Regions from separate parts of the Homo sapiens genome. Here region 2 is linked to region 1. Evidence: chromatin contacts called from ENCODE Hi-C data. All regions are on one chromosome and are shown on one strand. Each heading gives the region's core, a stretch centred on a gene start or an enhancer-like site at or near the end of the contact. The rest is flanking DNA. Distances are from core to core; before and after follow the strand shown. Region 1 overlaps LOC105373456 (a long non-coding RNA gene). Region 2 has its middle 120 kb from the start of LINC00954.

Evidence for each region. Hi-C counts contacts between places; a loop is a spot of excess contacts on that map. Pooled maps may share reads with other maps.
Region 2: a map of endothelial cell of umbilical vein shows a loop between it and region 1 (24-fold over the local background). The contact joins two enhancer-like sites. A Hi-C loop is called at or near these places in 5 of 168 maps with a recorded cell type or tissue (A673, HCT116, HepG2 and 2 more), 4 of 37 single-sample maps with no recorded cell type and 16 of 50 pooled maps.

What each region holds. Positions count from the first base shown.
Region 1 is chr2:18,749,529-18,756,731 of GRCh38, reverse strand. All of the region lies in intron 4 of LOC105373456 (a long non-coding RNA gene), which reads right to left. Among named protein-coding and RNA genes, the nearest start is that of NT5C1B-RDH14, 160 kb to the right of the region's middle. Within about 2 kb of position 4,276, at least 3 of the 41 ENCODE cell types and tissues checked have a DNase peak (open chromatin) inside an H3K27ac peak, as active enhancers do.
Region 2 is chr2:19,743,165-19,750,367 of GRCh38, reverse strand. No RefSeq gene overlaps it. Among named protein-coding and RNA genes, the nearest start is that of LINC00954, 120 kb to the left of the region's middle. Within about 2 kb of position 3,272, at least 2 of the 41 ENCODE cell types and tissues checked have a DNase peak (open chromatin) inside an H3K27ac peak, as active enhancers do.

The sequences.
Region 1 (7,203 bases), core at 3,027-5,526:
CACATCTCATTTCACAGCAAGGGTTAGGCTGGCCCAATTTCATACTCTGAAGTTGGATTTCCCATAGCCAACCAAACAATTCTCCAACTGGCTTCTATCTCTTAACTCCCCCTCACTCACCACCATCCCACTATACACAGGATTCATTCTTGAGTTTTACAGAAAGAAGTTCCTTTTCTCTAGGAGATAAGTCATGAAAGGGTGATCATTAAAAACCTGACCTTTCTTGACTATAAAGACATTCATTTTACTTTCTTTTCTTAAAGAAGGATTTTATAATTTAAATATATAATATATATTAGTCATATATTATAAAGTTATATATAATATATTATATATATTATAAAGTTATATATAATATATTATATATATTATAAAGTTATATATAATATATAATATATTATATATTATAAAGTTATAATATATATTATATTATAAAGTGATACATAATATATAATCTATACACTACAAGTGATACATAATATATAATCTATACACTGCAAGTGATACATAATATATAATCTATACACTGCAAGTGATACATAATATATGATCTATACACTGCAAGTGATACATAATATATGACCTATACACTGCAAGTGATACATAATATATGACCTATACACTGCAAGTGATACATAATATATGACCTATACACTGCAAGTGATACATAATATATGACCTATACACTGCAAGTGATACATAATATATGACCTATACACTGCAAGTGATACATAATATATGACCTATACACTGCAAGTGATACATAATATATGATATATACACTGCAAGTGATACATAATATATGATATATATTATAAAGTTATATATAATATATGATATATATTATAAAGTTATATATAATATATGATATATATTATAAAGTTATATATAATATATGATATATATTATAAAGTTATATATAATATATATTATAAAGTTATATATAATATATGATATATATTATAAAGTTATATATAATATATGATATATATTATAAAGTTATATATAATATATGATATATATATTATAAAGTTATATATAATATATGATATATATATTATAGTTATATATAATATATGATATATATATTATAGTTATATATAATATATGATATATATTATAAAGTTATATATAATATATGATATATATATTATAAAGTTATATATTATATTATATATTATATATTATAAAGTTATATATAATATATAATATACATTATATATTATAAAGTTATATATAATATATAATATATAATATATAATATACATTATATATTATAAAGTTATATATAATATATATTATATATTATAAAGTTATATATAATATATAATATATATTATATATTATAAAGTTATATATAGTATATAATATATATTATATATTATAAAGTTATATATTATATATAGTATATAATATATATTATATATTATAAAGTTATATATAATATATATTATATATTATAAAGTTATATATAATATATATTATATATTATAAAGTTATATATAATATATATTATATATTATAAAGTTATATATAATATATATTATATATTATAAAGTTATATATAATATATATTATATATTATAAAGTTATATATAATATATATTATATATTATAAAGTTATATATAATATATATTATATATTATAAAGTTATATATAATATATATTATATATTATAAAGTTATATATAATATATATTATATATTATAAAGTTATATATAATATATATTATATATTATAAAGTTATATATAATATATATTATATATTATAAAGTTATATATAATATATATTATATATTATAAAGTTATATATATAATATATTAAATATATAACTTTAATCCACTCCATAGGGTTTCATGGAGGCTTCATCACACTCTTCCATTCCAAGGCTACACAAAATACTATCCAGGGCACTGATTTCTTCATGGATGTATTAAATAATAATACATTCATCCATTCAATCAGAAAGTGTTTAAGGAATACCTACTTAATAGTGTTTGAAAGAGAGACAAGAAATCAAGCAATGAGCCTACTGGTTTAATGTTGAAATGGAGGAAAACATGATGGTCTGGATGCCCAGTGGAAGAGGTCAGCACCTAACCTGGACTTACAGTGGGAGAAGCTAGAAAGGATGAGGGCGGGGGATGCTACTCATCATGGAAAAAGAATGGTCTGAGCAGGGAAGAAGAGAATTGTCTGTGCAAATGACCAGAGCCACAGACAGTATCTAGGAAACAAAAGACTATTCTGCTGAAGCAAACAAGGAAAAAGGGATGGGTCAGGGTTGGCTTGTGAGCTGTGAAGGCTGAAGATCTGAGCAGGCATCAATCACATAAGCCCTTAAAAGCTAATTTTAGTGGTAAAAAACCATTGGAGAGGTTTTAAAAGGGCAGTAACATGATCACATTAGCATTTTCAGAATTTCACTGATTCTTGGCATTAGCTGGGCACTTTGGAGGTCTATGCTATACTTAAAAAGCAATCAAACCCTGATTATAACAAATCTATTAACATTTAACTGGAGTTGGATAATGGTTGTGTAACACCTGGAGATCACAAAATATTTCCAAATATATTTGTATATTTTATCATCATAACTATCTATAAGGCTACTGTGATTTTCCAATTTTTAGCACAGGGAAAGCTAAGACTCAGAAAAATGAAGTAGACTCTTGGGACTTGCTTTTATCCATGCCAGTTACACCCTATCAATGCTTTGTTAGCAACCTACTGCTCTGGGCCAGACGGAAAGTTCATGTGCTCACTTGGACAGCTTGTAACAAACAGCATAAACAGACACTAAAAACAGAAGGGCCAGTTGCAGTAGACTGAAATTTATGACTTACAAGATGATCCTGGCTGGGTATGGTGGCTCATACCTGTAATCCCAGCATTTTGAGAGGCCGAGGCGGACGGGTTGCTTGAGGTCAGGAGTTTGAGAGCAGCCTGGCCAATGTGGTGAAACCTGGTCTCTAATAAAAATACAAAAATTGCTTGGGCATGGTAGCAGGTGCCTGTAAATCCCAGCTACTCGGGAGGCTGAGGCATGAGAATCACTTGAACCCAGGAGGTGGAAAGTTGCAGTGAGCTGAGATTGTGCCACCACACACCAGCCTGGGTGAGAGAGCGAGACTCAAAAAAAAAAAAAAAAAAAAAAAAAAAAGATGATCCAGTAAAAAATGAAAAGACATGAATCTGAAAACCAGAAGATCTTCAGGGATTTTGCAAAGGTCTTGTTGACTTAATAAGGCATTAGTAGTAGTACTAATACCCTGTAGGTACTAATGCCCGAGGCTTGTCTTTTCAAAAGTGTTTTCCATGATATTAATAGCTGTTTTACAAGGAAAAGAAAATCTCAGTCAAATACATTTGGAAAATGCCATTTTCACCTCTTCTTCTTCGAGAAACTCTTACAAACTTGACTAGGGAGATTCTTTTTGCTAGGAAGGCTGCTTACTATCTTGCAGGATACCATTATTATATAGAACGCTTGGGGGAGCATTTTCATAAGCAGTACAGAAGATTGTTGCAGTAACCACCCCACAATTGGTCAGGCTTCTCCTGACTGATGCACACTCTTGTGCATTCCTCTTCCACTTCATTTTGAGTTGGGCTAAGCGATTTGCTTTGGACAGTGGATATCAACAAAGACAGTAAGTGGGTATTTATTAAAAGCCCACCCACCAGGGCTTGACCTCTTGGATCTCTTTCCACGAATCCTCAAGCTGTGAAGAAGTCTGGGGTGAAAGACCAAGTAGAGAGAAAGAGCCCAGCCATCTCAGCCATGCAGGTGAGCCCAGCCTCCAGCCAACTGGCCTGGTGCATGTTAGTGGTTTGAGTGAGCCTAAGCAAACACAGAATTGTGACAAATAATAAATCATTGTTGTTTGACATCATTACTTTTGGAATGGTTTGCTATGTAGCTACAGGTAACTGATACAGACAGTTAAACGTCCAAGGATGGCAGTGGTCCAAGAACGAGGGCATTTGAGCTCTATTGTGAACTCTGTTCTTTGCCTCAGTTTCCTTATATGTAGAAAGAAAAAGTCACAATAGATAACATCTAACGAGCCTTTCAGCTTCAACCTTATGTTTAATGTAAAAGGTATGTATTCCATGAAAATGTTCTACTATTTTGGCATCTGTTTGACCCCAAACTGCAGAGCTTGAGCTTAACATATATCTTGCATGTGAAAAAAGAGAGCCACACTTGAGAACTGGCAAATCAGGCTCCCTGTCCCTTCGGCTGACTTAGCCCAGATGTTACAATCGACGTATCCAAGTCTGGAGCGTGATTCTTTGCAAAATCGGAGGTGAGGTGATGGGCCAAAGGTCACAGGCTCTTCGACTCCTCACTTTTCCAGGCTCAGTGACTCTGTCAGCAGCAGCACGACCCTGGTGCTCTGAGCAGGGTTTGTGTTTACAGTGCACAGGACAGAAGAGCAACAAAAACCACCCCAATTCCCAGCCAAGCTTTCTAGCTGTCCGGAAGGAATAGGAGTGTGGGATCACACTCTGTTTATTTGTGGTTCTTTTAAGCGATGTCCAGAGACCTACATTTCATGCTTGTTTGAAAGTGTGTACGTAACTGGGGAAGCTGTTAAGCAGCAGTTGGCCTTCACTCCAGTTATTTACTTATTTAGTTATATGTCAGCATGCAGTTTATTGAGTCATAATTCTTTTCAGTGCTCTATGGTGACCAGCATTTGAGGGCATCAGAAGAAAGTCTGTATCTCATATTTATAAATATTTACCAGGACATCATATTTGGATGCTTCTATTTCAATTATCACAGGATTTTCGTTTGCTTGTTCAAAAGGGCTTTCATTGGTAATATGAATTACAAAAGAGGAGGGATAAAAGAAAAAAGAAAAAATATATTTGTTTCAGAGGGAGGAAAAAAATAAATGTCATCCAAAACAAACTGAAGCAAATTCCTTAAAAGTGCTTAAAACTATTTTAAGATGTGCAGATTCTAAAAAGTGAGAAAAAACAATAATTCATAATTATTGCTTTTTACCACGAATATCTAACCTAATGTAGAAAAGTATAGTTTAATTGTGGGAGAAAAATCAAATTTTTGCTATTTTGCATTGTGTGCATTGGCAGCATAAAAAATTGTTCTTCAGGAAAAATAAAATTCTAAATCAAGGGAGAAGAAAGCAGAAAGCTAAATGAATGTAGGACCTCAAAGAAATGCTACGGTTGTTACTTTTCTAAGAACACTGTCAACTACAATCTACAAGCAACATTTTCTAACTTGTACAATGTTGTAGAAATGTGCAGGCGGGATAAGTCCCTCTAACTCCTTTTGCAATACCTACAAGAATTTCACTCAAAGATGAGGCATTTTCCTTTGGCTGCTTGAAGGTTTTTCTGTGCAATACAAGAAGGCAAAGGCAGGACGACTCAGCACACCCCATGCAGAAAGAAACGACTGGGTTAAGATTTGTGTTCTTACTCATCTCTCCTGTTCACCTTTGTTTACTGTAATTTGCAGAAAAGAGGGGGTACAAGAGAAGCTGAATGATGGGGGATACTCCTCTTTTCTGTCTACAAGAAAGCTGAGTTACACCTAGGAACCAGAGCTACCTCTTCTTGGTTTTTAGGAAAATAACCACTGAAGACAGAACTAAGGAAGAATCTGGAAAGGTGTGGTCACTTCCTTGGCTACATTCTAACACTCATTTTTATAACCATCACTAGCAATCAGTCTTAAGAGATAAAAGTTTATTTGGAAATTCAGTCAGCATGTTAACTGTGGTTGAAAGCAAATGACTCCCCCTTCTCTCATTTTGGCCAGAGATTTACACCCTTTCCAAGCCAGCCTGGTCTTATTTATGTAACTGCACGAGAGAGTGGCTTCAGGTTGCCTCTTAAAATAACAAACCTATTTGTGCCTTGTGGGGCTGGGCCCAGACAATTGAAGCAACTTAGACCAAAACAACTCAGGTAACCAGAAAGTAGGAACAGGCAGCTTCAAGAGGCTTTTACCAAGATGTCTCCCCTTTAAATAAGACAGCCTGGTCCTGAGTCTGATTACTTAGACCTCAGAGATACGTAGAATTCTAAGGGACCACCACATGGTCTGGGTTCTGAATTGTTTCAGGTGCTAAAGGCCTTGAAATATGGACACCATCTTAATACAAAGCGTCTGTTAAGTGACACAACAAACAGACAGAAATGCTTTTTCTGCTTATCCTGGTAGACATAGGCATTGTAAGTACACTTTGGTGTCAGTTTTTGCTCAAAAGTAACCCTCCCCAAATTCCAGATGTTACACTGTAATTAATGCACACACACATCCACCCATAGTCATATACATGATATGTATTAATACATTTCTGTTATATCAAGAGTTATCAACTATTCTTTGTTACCTTTCATAAACCCACATGAAATTTAGAAGGAGAATAATCAGTGCTGTGCATAATTTGCAAAGGAGCTTAGATGAGGTATCCTTGGCTTTTTTCTCAATTCCAATGTCAAATGTTAAGTAAATCGACATTTCAGAGAGGAGAATAAAATATATTTCAATTTCAGCTAGGATAATAATACCATCCCTTTCTATAAAAGAAGTCACAAAAACTTTCTTTCTCCACAGGCTGTTAAATGGCGCCCCCTTCCTGTCAGTGGTGAATCTAGTCAAGGAGAAATATATATATGCACACACACATATATATTTAAACTAGATACATAATAAACTAGAAACAAATAATAAACAAGAAATATATGTATATATATAAAGAATGCTAGAAGATGAAAGAGAGAGGTATCTCATCTTCTAGATTTCAAACTGTTAGAGTTTGAAATGAATACTGTAGAATCTCAAGTAGACCCTTTTTTAAACATACAAAATAAACTAAGATTCAAAGTGGGGAAAGGTCTTATCAATTTATTAAATTATTCAAACAATTTTTAAGCAGTAACTGTGTTAATCACTGGAGATAAAGAAGGGTCCTGATACCGAGGGAACTCAAAATCTCATAGCGGAGGCTATGGGACTAAACGTAAACCAATTATTCCAATACAGGCCAAAAAGTGCTATAGTTGAGATGTTTCTAAAGTGTTGTTATAGAAATACTAAGTTTGCCAGAGCAGTTTAACGAGAGCTATCTAACAAGTAAGTTAGACAAATCACTCACCTTTAACTAGATGGTTAAATGTTGACCGGGCATAAAAGGTGGAAAGAGAATTC
Region 2 (7,203 bases), core at 2,023-4,522, 990 kb before region 1:
CCTCCGCCTGGTCCCTAGCCAGTGCTTGGTGGGTGTCTGGAATCCTTCCTTCCTTGGACTGGTAGCCCTGGGAGGCTGCTCTAGGAAAGGTGGGCCCAGAGCTGCACAGAGGACAGGGATGGGGGTACCCAGAAGTGGAGTAGGTGGGTGTTGGCATGGTGTGGTTTCAGGGACCTTCCATCCAATAACATCTCCACCTAGAATGCCACCATTAGAGACTGCAGTCTCTCACAGACAGCATTTTTGACAAGGCAGAAGCAGCCCAGAAGAGAAGTTTACACTTCTGCTTTGGGCCTATCTGTGGCCAGGAGAGTGTCAGAGGGCAAAGGACAGGAGAGAAGCTGCATGGCGAGGAGAAGGTGAGAAGGCCCACTATCCTGACTTCTCCACGTCTGTGTGGGCTGGCCCAGCTGCAGGAGGCTGGTACAGAAAATTCAGACAGACCCAGGCCTCCCTCTGCTTCTGCCAATGAAACTGGGACCACCCTTTCCAATTGGGAGAGGCCACTGCAAATGAATTGCTTCTTTGAAATGTCCCCTGGAGTCATCCTTATGGAATCAAGATGCAGAAAATAGTTTAATGAGGACACCAACCTGCAGGTGTACCTGTGCTAATTCTGTAGACAAAGGCACTAACCTGACAGCTCAGGGAGGAAGGAGCCATTAAACCTCTTTTGGGAAACATCCGTCCTGCAGGGCCGACAGAAGCACCTTGCTAAAGCAGGAAGCAGGAGGCAGGAGGCAGGACTCTGCCCCATGAGCCTGGCCTGCTGGCCTGCCCCCCTGACAGGCTTGCCAATGTCCATGGGGCCCAAGGGCTGCTCCTCAGCAAACCACGGCACAGGGAACCCTGTGGGTTGTGAGGGGACCCTGTAGCATGGAAGGTGGGGAAACGAAAACAGGATAGAAATTCCCGCAGGAAGACTGAGACAGTGGACGGAGAGTTCAACATAACAGTGTTTGGAGATTGTTAACTGTGACTCATAGTAAGGTATATATTTAAAATCATGCTCTATTGCATCCTGTGTGTAATGAATATACACACATTCATATAACTGAAACAAAAGTTTCACGAAACAATACCTACCTTTACTATGAGCGATGCACTCTGAACATTATATTCCATTCTTCCATTTAAAAGAAGAATGTTGTGTAAAGCTTGTTGTGTCCCATTACACTGATTTCACAAACCCACTGACGTGCTTCCCACAGTTCCAAAAATGCAGATCAGGTAGAGGCAGGAGTTGGACTGGAGAGCAGGCAAGGCTGAGAGGCCCAGGGGAGATGGCATAACCTTGACCTCTATATTTTTTCAGCGGGAAAACAACTGCATGCCCCTGGCAAGGTTTGTTGTAAAAGTTCGATGAAGTAATCTGTGTAAAGTACTTAGTACGGGGCTTGACATTGCCAGCATTTCATATCCATTAGAGATGCTGCCGCCGCCAATGACGATAATGATACTGATTTTGATTTCCGTCTTCTTGGATTGTGAATGTACCCTGCTGTCCGCTGTGACGCTACCTCCTTTCCTAAAGCCGCCACCACTGGCATAAGGTTGCCAGCCACATTTGTAGCTGTTTGCAAGCTCCTCAGAGAAGTGAGATGCATGTTGAGAAGATGCTGGAGAAGAATCAGAGCTTTGTTTAGGGCCTACAGTTAAGGCTGGGACCTCGATTTGTAACATCTGCAATGTGTTTGCAGCATGAAAGATTCTCTTGCACTTCCTAGGCTTGGTAAATGATGGAGACAAAGGACAGCAATGTAGAGAAGCAGAAAAGATGTCAGCCAAAAATGGCAGAGGAAAAGGTCATAGACTGGGCAGAGGCTGCCTGGAAAACAGTGGTAGACCGGGAGTCAGGGCAGGCAGTGGCCACCAAGTTGTTCCACGTTTTGGGCAAGTCTTTCTTCATGCTCATTCTTGATGGTGAGAAGCTCTGTGTCTCCCTCTCTCTCACCTGGACCTCTCTTCCCTGGCTCTGACATGGGAGAGGGCAAGAAGACAGGAGGGAGAAGTGTGCTATGGGAGTACCTAGCCCTGAGCTGCTGGGGACCGAGGTGGACAGGCCCGGCACCTGGAAAGAGACCTCTCAGGCCTGCCTGGGAGAGGCAGGTCACCTGGCTCAGGGCTGAGCAGCCACACCCATTTTGGTCGCAGCCTACAGGAAGTCCTCTTTGGAGCCCTCTGGCTTGCGCCCTCTGTCGTGTGGATTTGGCACATTGCAAAAACAGTGGGCTCCTTGCCCCTTCCACATGGCTCATATGTTTTCGATTCCCTCTCTTCTCTAAAGTGAGCTGGAGATGTTGGTGTCACAGCAGGGCAATGCCGTGAAGCCTGGAAGAAGGGGGGCAGGGCAGTGAGAAGCCTGGGCCTCTGGGTGGGCTGGCCTTTGGAGAGCAGGTTGTTAAGGTGGTCAGCTCCAGGCAGTCGTAGATCTTTGCAGGCCTGACCTGGCCTGTTAAACCCCTGGGGGTGATACCAGAGAGCCCGGAGCTCATTGCTGATACAAATGTAGGCTGCGATTCTGAAGGCAAAGGTGGGCCATGGTTGGCCTTCCTAGAACCCTCTGGCTCCCAGTGGTTGGATGCCCCTGCTTTCCTCTGCAATGCCCCATCCCTCAGGGCGTTGGCCAGTGGCAGTGACTGCTGGCCTCGGGAGCCCAGGCTGAGGCCAGGCCAGTGCCCATGCAGCTTTGTGCTGCTTCTTCATCTGTGGCCAGACAGCCTGGTGGGTGCTTGTTGGTGCCACGAATAACATTTTGCTAGAGTGGAAGCCCAGAAAAATTCTTCTTTTGTTAGGTTTAAGTCTCTCCCTGAGATATCCCTTTTTCCACTCTAAAAATAGCTGCCTAGCACAGTTGCTACATTTGAGTCACCCACTCCCTGCTTAAGTACAGTGCTCACACTCCCTGCTTAAGTACTGCTTAAGTACAGGGCTAGGTGAAGGTCAGAGCCTGCGTCGTTTGCCCCTTCTCCCTTCTCTGTCTCTGTCTCTGTCTCTAAAAACCTCACAGTTAGTTACATGAAACAGTAAATGAACACTTGCTGTTTTGTAGAGCGTCTTCTCTTTGTCTTGCTCTGTGTTCTGCTCAGTGCAGGTAGCAGGTGCCATGCCAGGCCCAGGCCTTGTTTTCTGAGGCTTCTAGAGGGACTCAAGGGGCACTGTAGCCCCTTGGAGACCCAGTTGTACCCTGAGGAAGGGCTGCGAGGGAAGGGAGTTCCTCTCGCCTGGGGACTCGGGAAACTTCCTGGAAGAGGCTCACCCGTGGCCAACCTTGGAGGTGGGGGCATTGCCATGGCATGCCTGGCCCAGCTGGGGTAAAGGCTGGAGGGCCCTGGGTGGTGAATTTCAGCCCTGACCCAAGCTCCCCTAAGTCTTTGCCTTTGTGAGCTGGGGGAGCCTCAGGGCAGGCTCTTCGGTACCACTCAGGTGGGTGAGTGATGAGGACGTGGGCCCGGGGTCAGGCACACGCTGCATGCTCTCAATCCACTTGTGGGTCTGGCTGGGGGTTGGGGCGGGGGCACTGTCCACTGGAGGGCACTGCAGCACCACCTTGGGCCACCCTGGCAGCCCCTCTACCTTAAGAATAGAGCTTGTCTACTTCCTGCAGCAACCTCATGGTCAGCTCTAGAGACAGAGACAGGCCAGGTTCCGCCTGTCTAGCGATGATCTCCTGTGGGGCTGGGGCCTCCAGCGGGGTGCTCTGACACACAGTTTCCGGCACACTAGGCCCAATGTCTCCACATACCCCATGCCTCCCACCTTCATTCACATGGATCTGTACAGACATACATGTTCACCATCACACACAAACATGGGTCCACACATACACATTCCCAACCACACACATCTATACACTGACTGTCACACCATGTCAGTAACACACACACACACACACACACACACACACACACATGCTCTCCCACTGCACTTCTGTGGTGTACGTCGTAACATGACTGGCCCAGCCATGTGCCCCACACATGCAGGCGGCCTGGTGCAGCTGTTTGTGTGGTAGGGCTGATGTCATGTCAAGAAATTTCGTGTTATATTTAAAATGACACCTGTAAAAATAATCGTCAATTTGCAATTTAAATACTGTAATACTCAATTATGTGAACTGACAGGAAGTGCCCCAGTGGCTTTGGAGAACAACACGCTTGTGTGCCGCCACCCTCCAGTGTGCTGGGAGCTGCGAGGTGGGGACAAAGCCCAGCCTTCTTCCTGAGCCACCTGCAAGGTTGCCGGGGTCTAGGGCTTGGTGGCTTCTATACCCTGAGCGGTGCCCAGCGCTGCCTGCTTGCTGTCTGCACATCCCTCTGTCCTCCTCTCCCAGCTGCTTCCCGAGAGAGCACCTCTTGGGGATTTAGCCAGGCAACTCGAAACACAGTTTCCACCCTGGGAAGACAGGAGGCTCTGGCGTGACTTTCAGCCGTCTTCCGGCCTTGGGTTACAGTCTGAACTCTCAGAATAACAGGCCAAAGCCACAATCCCTTGGCCTCACGAGACAATTTTGCCATTCTGCAGCCCCTTTCTCCCTGCCCCTTAGTCTTTCACACGCAGCATAAAGTCTGTAGTTTGCAGTTTCGCAGTTTGGAACCCGCAGCCCCAAGAACCCAGCCCCACTTCCCAAACACCACACCTGTGTCTCCATCTGGCAGCGCAGCCACCCCTGGTCGCCACGGAGCACAAGCGGCAGGGTATACTAAACAGCACACTAATGGTGGTGCTAGCCCCTGCATTCACACCACTCCTGAGAGTCCCTCAGCTCAGCCTCACAGCCCCCAGCCACTGGCCATCCCAGAGCTTACAGGCTGAGCTGCACCCACACAACATCAGCCTGTGGGTGTTCTGCAGGCACCCCATGCTGAGCACACCCACACTGAACACCCTTCTCTCCTAGACTCACTCTTTCTTCCCTTTTCTTTTCTCCCACTGTGAGTGACTGCCCCTCACTCCCAGCTAACCATGCCAGAAAACAGGTCTTTGTTTTTGTCTTCCCCGGCTTCTTTGCCCACCCTGGCACCCCAGCCAATTGGTAACTGAGTCTTGTTTCTTCTACCCTTATGTATCTCTCCTATCTGATTCCACTCAGTTCTCTACATCGGTCCCAGTCTAGGAGCATTTTCTCCTCTGTACCAGCCTCCTTGACTCCAACTCTGTTTCTTTTCCATGGAGGTGGAAGAGCTGTTCCAGAGCAGCGCTGTTCAGTAGAACTTTCTGGGATGACGGAAATGTTCCACACTTCCACCATCCAATATGACAGCTACCAGCCACATGTGGCTATTGGGCACTTGAGATATGGCTAGTACAACTGTGGAGCTGCATTTCAGTTTTATTGAATTTTAAGTATTTAAATAGTCACATATGCCTAATGGGTATCACATGGGACAGGGTGGCTCTAACTTATGACTCAGAGCAGGCCATGCTGCTACCTCCATGCCCTCAGATTTAGAAGAAACGTTGACCTCTGTAGTCCACCTGTGGCCCTACCCCTGTCTCTGGTCTCACATCTCCTGGCTCGCCCTTCCCTTTCTGTGCGCCAACCTACTGGACTCCCCCAAGTTCCCTGAACTGAGCACTCCTCTTTTGCCTACTGTTGGGATTCTCACTGTTTCCTCTGCCTGGAGACACTCCCTCCCATCTATGAGACATGTTCCTTCCTGACCCTCAGGACTCAGTGAAGGCCGCCCCGCCCCCAACCTGGGGCCCTCCCTGTTTTCCCCAGGCTGACCTGGGCCCCAGCTCTGTGCTCCCACAGTACCTGCTGAAGCCGTTAGCCCCCTGTGGGACAGTCACCTGTATCTGTGACTCTCCTTTCCTGGATAATAACCTCCTTGTGTTGAGAATTGGGTTCTGCCCTTGGGAGTCTCCCCCTGCACCTGCCTCAGTATCTTGCACACAGTAGGTGCTCAGCCAGTGTTTGCTGAATTATTAAATGGAAAGACTGGGTGGCCCAGACACCAGCTGTGGCTTCTCAGCAGTGTGTGTCCTGGAAAGCGCAGTTGAGATGGATGCAGAGTAGAGAAATTTTTGGATTCTGTGGTCTGTTTCTTAATGGCCTCAGTTTTCAAGGTAAGGATGCGTTCATGCCTTTTGATTGACAACTCACTACTTGCTCTTCTCTTTCCTCCCCTTTCCCATCCTTATCTTGATGCTGGAGACAGAGTTGTACCAGCCTGTGCCCTTGGATGCCATTCCAGGCAGCAATTCTGAAGACAGCTCTGGGGCTCCTCAGGTCTCTCTGCAGTGCTCCTCCTTCCCCTCTGCCTCCACTGCCCCATCTCACCAGCCCTCCCCACCAACATTTCCTCCAAGCCTCAACAAGTCACCCAAGAGTATTCTAAGGTCCCTGCTGGTCTATCTGACAATATGCAGATAGGCCTTGGTTGCCTTGGCTGGCTGTGACCTTGCTGACATCTATAGACAGAGAGGTGGGAATGAAAGACACATTACTCCTGGATGTTGGTGGAGAAGGTGGTGGTTGCAGTTGCTACGCAAGAGTCACCAGGCTGCAGACTCTGTCCACTTCTGAGAGTGCAATGTCCCCTGTGATTGGCTGGGATTTCTGAGCTTTTCAGCTTGCATATGGTGAGAATGTTGGCACACCGCAGCCCTGAGGGCCTGGGCTTTGGACTCCGGCAGTCCCACATGTGTGTGCTACCTCTGCCGCTCTCTGGTTGTATGAAGTCAAGCAATGTCTGTAACCTCACTGAGTCACAGCGCTCTGCTCTGTAGAATGGAGATGGGATCCTCTCTACCTCCTGCAGTGTCTGTGAATGCCATAACACAAGCCAGAGTGCTGAGCACCGTGCCCACCCTAGAAGAGGGCTCGGTGTATAGTAGCAGCTCTTAATGCTCCCAGGATGCCTAATAAATTCTTTCAGAAAAGTATGTGCCCGTGTGTGTGGTTTTTATTTGGCCAACCCAAGAGCTCTACTACTTCCCTTTTCTAAAGGCTAAAGGCAGGAGTGTGTAGAATCTCTTTTTCATGGTTAGGAATTATAACAACTCCCATTTACTGAATGCTCTCTATATGCTAGATATTCTCCTAAAGGCTGTATAGACATTTTTCTAATCTTTGCTCAAACTTCAAGAGAGCTATCAACTTTCTCATTCTACAGATGAGGAAGTTGGCTCAGAGAAATAGTTATTTTTCCAAATTCACACAGCGTGTGTGAAGCCAGAATTCTAACCCATGCTCCTCTC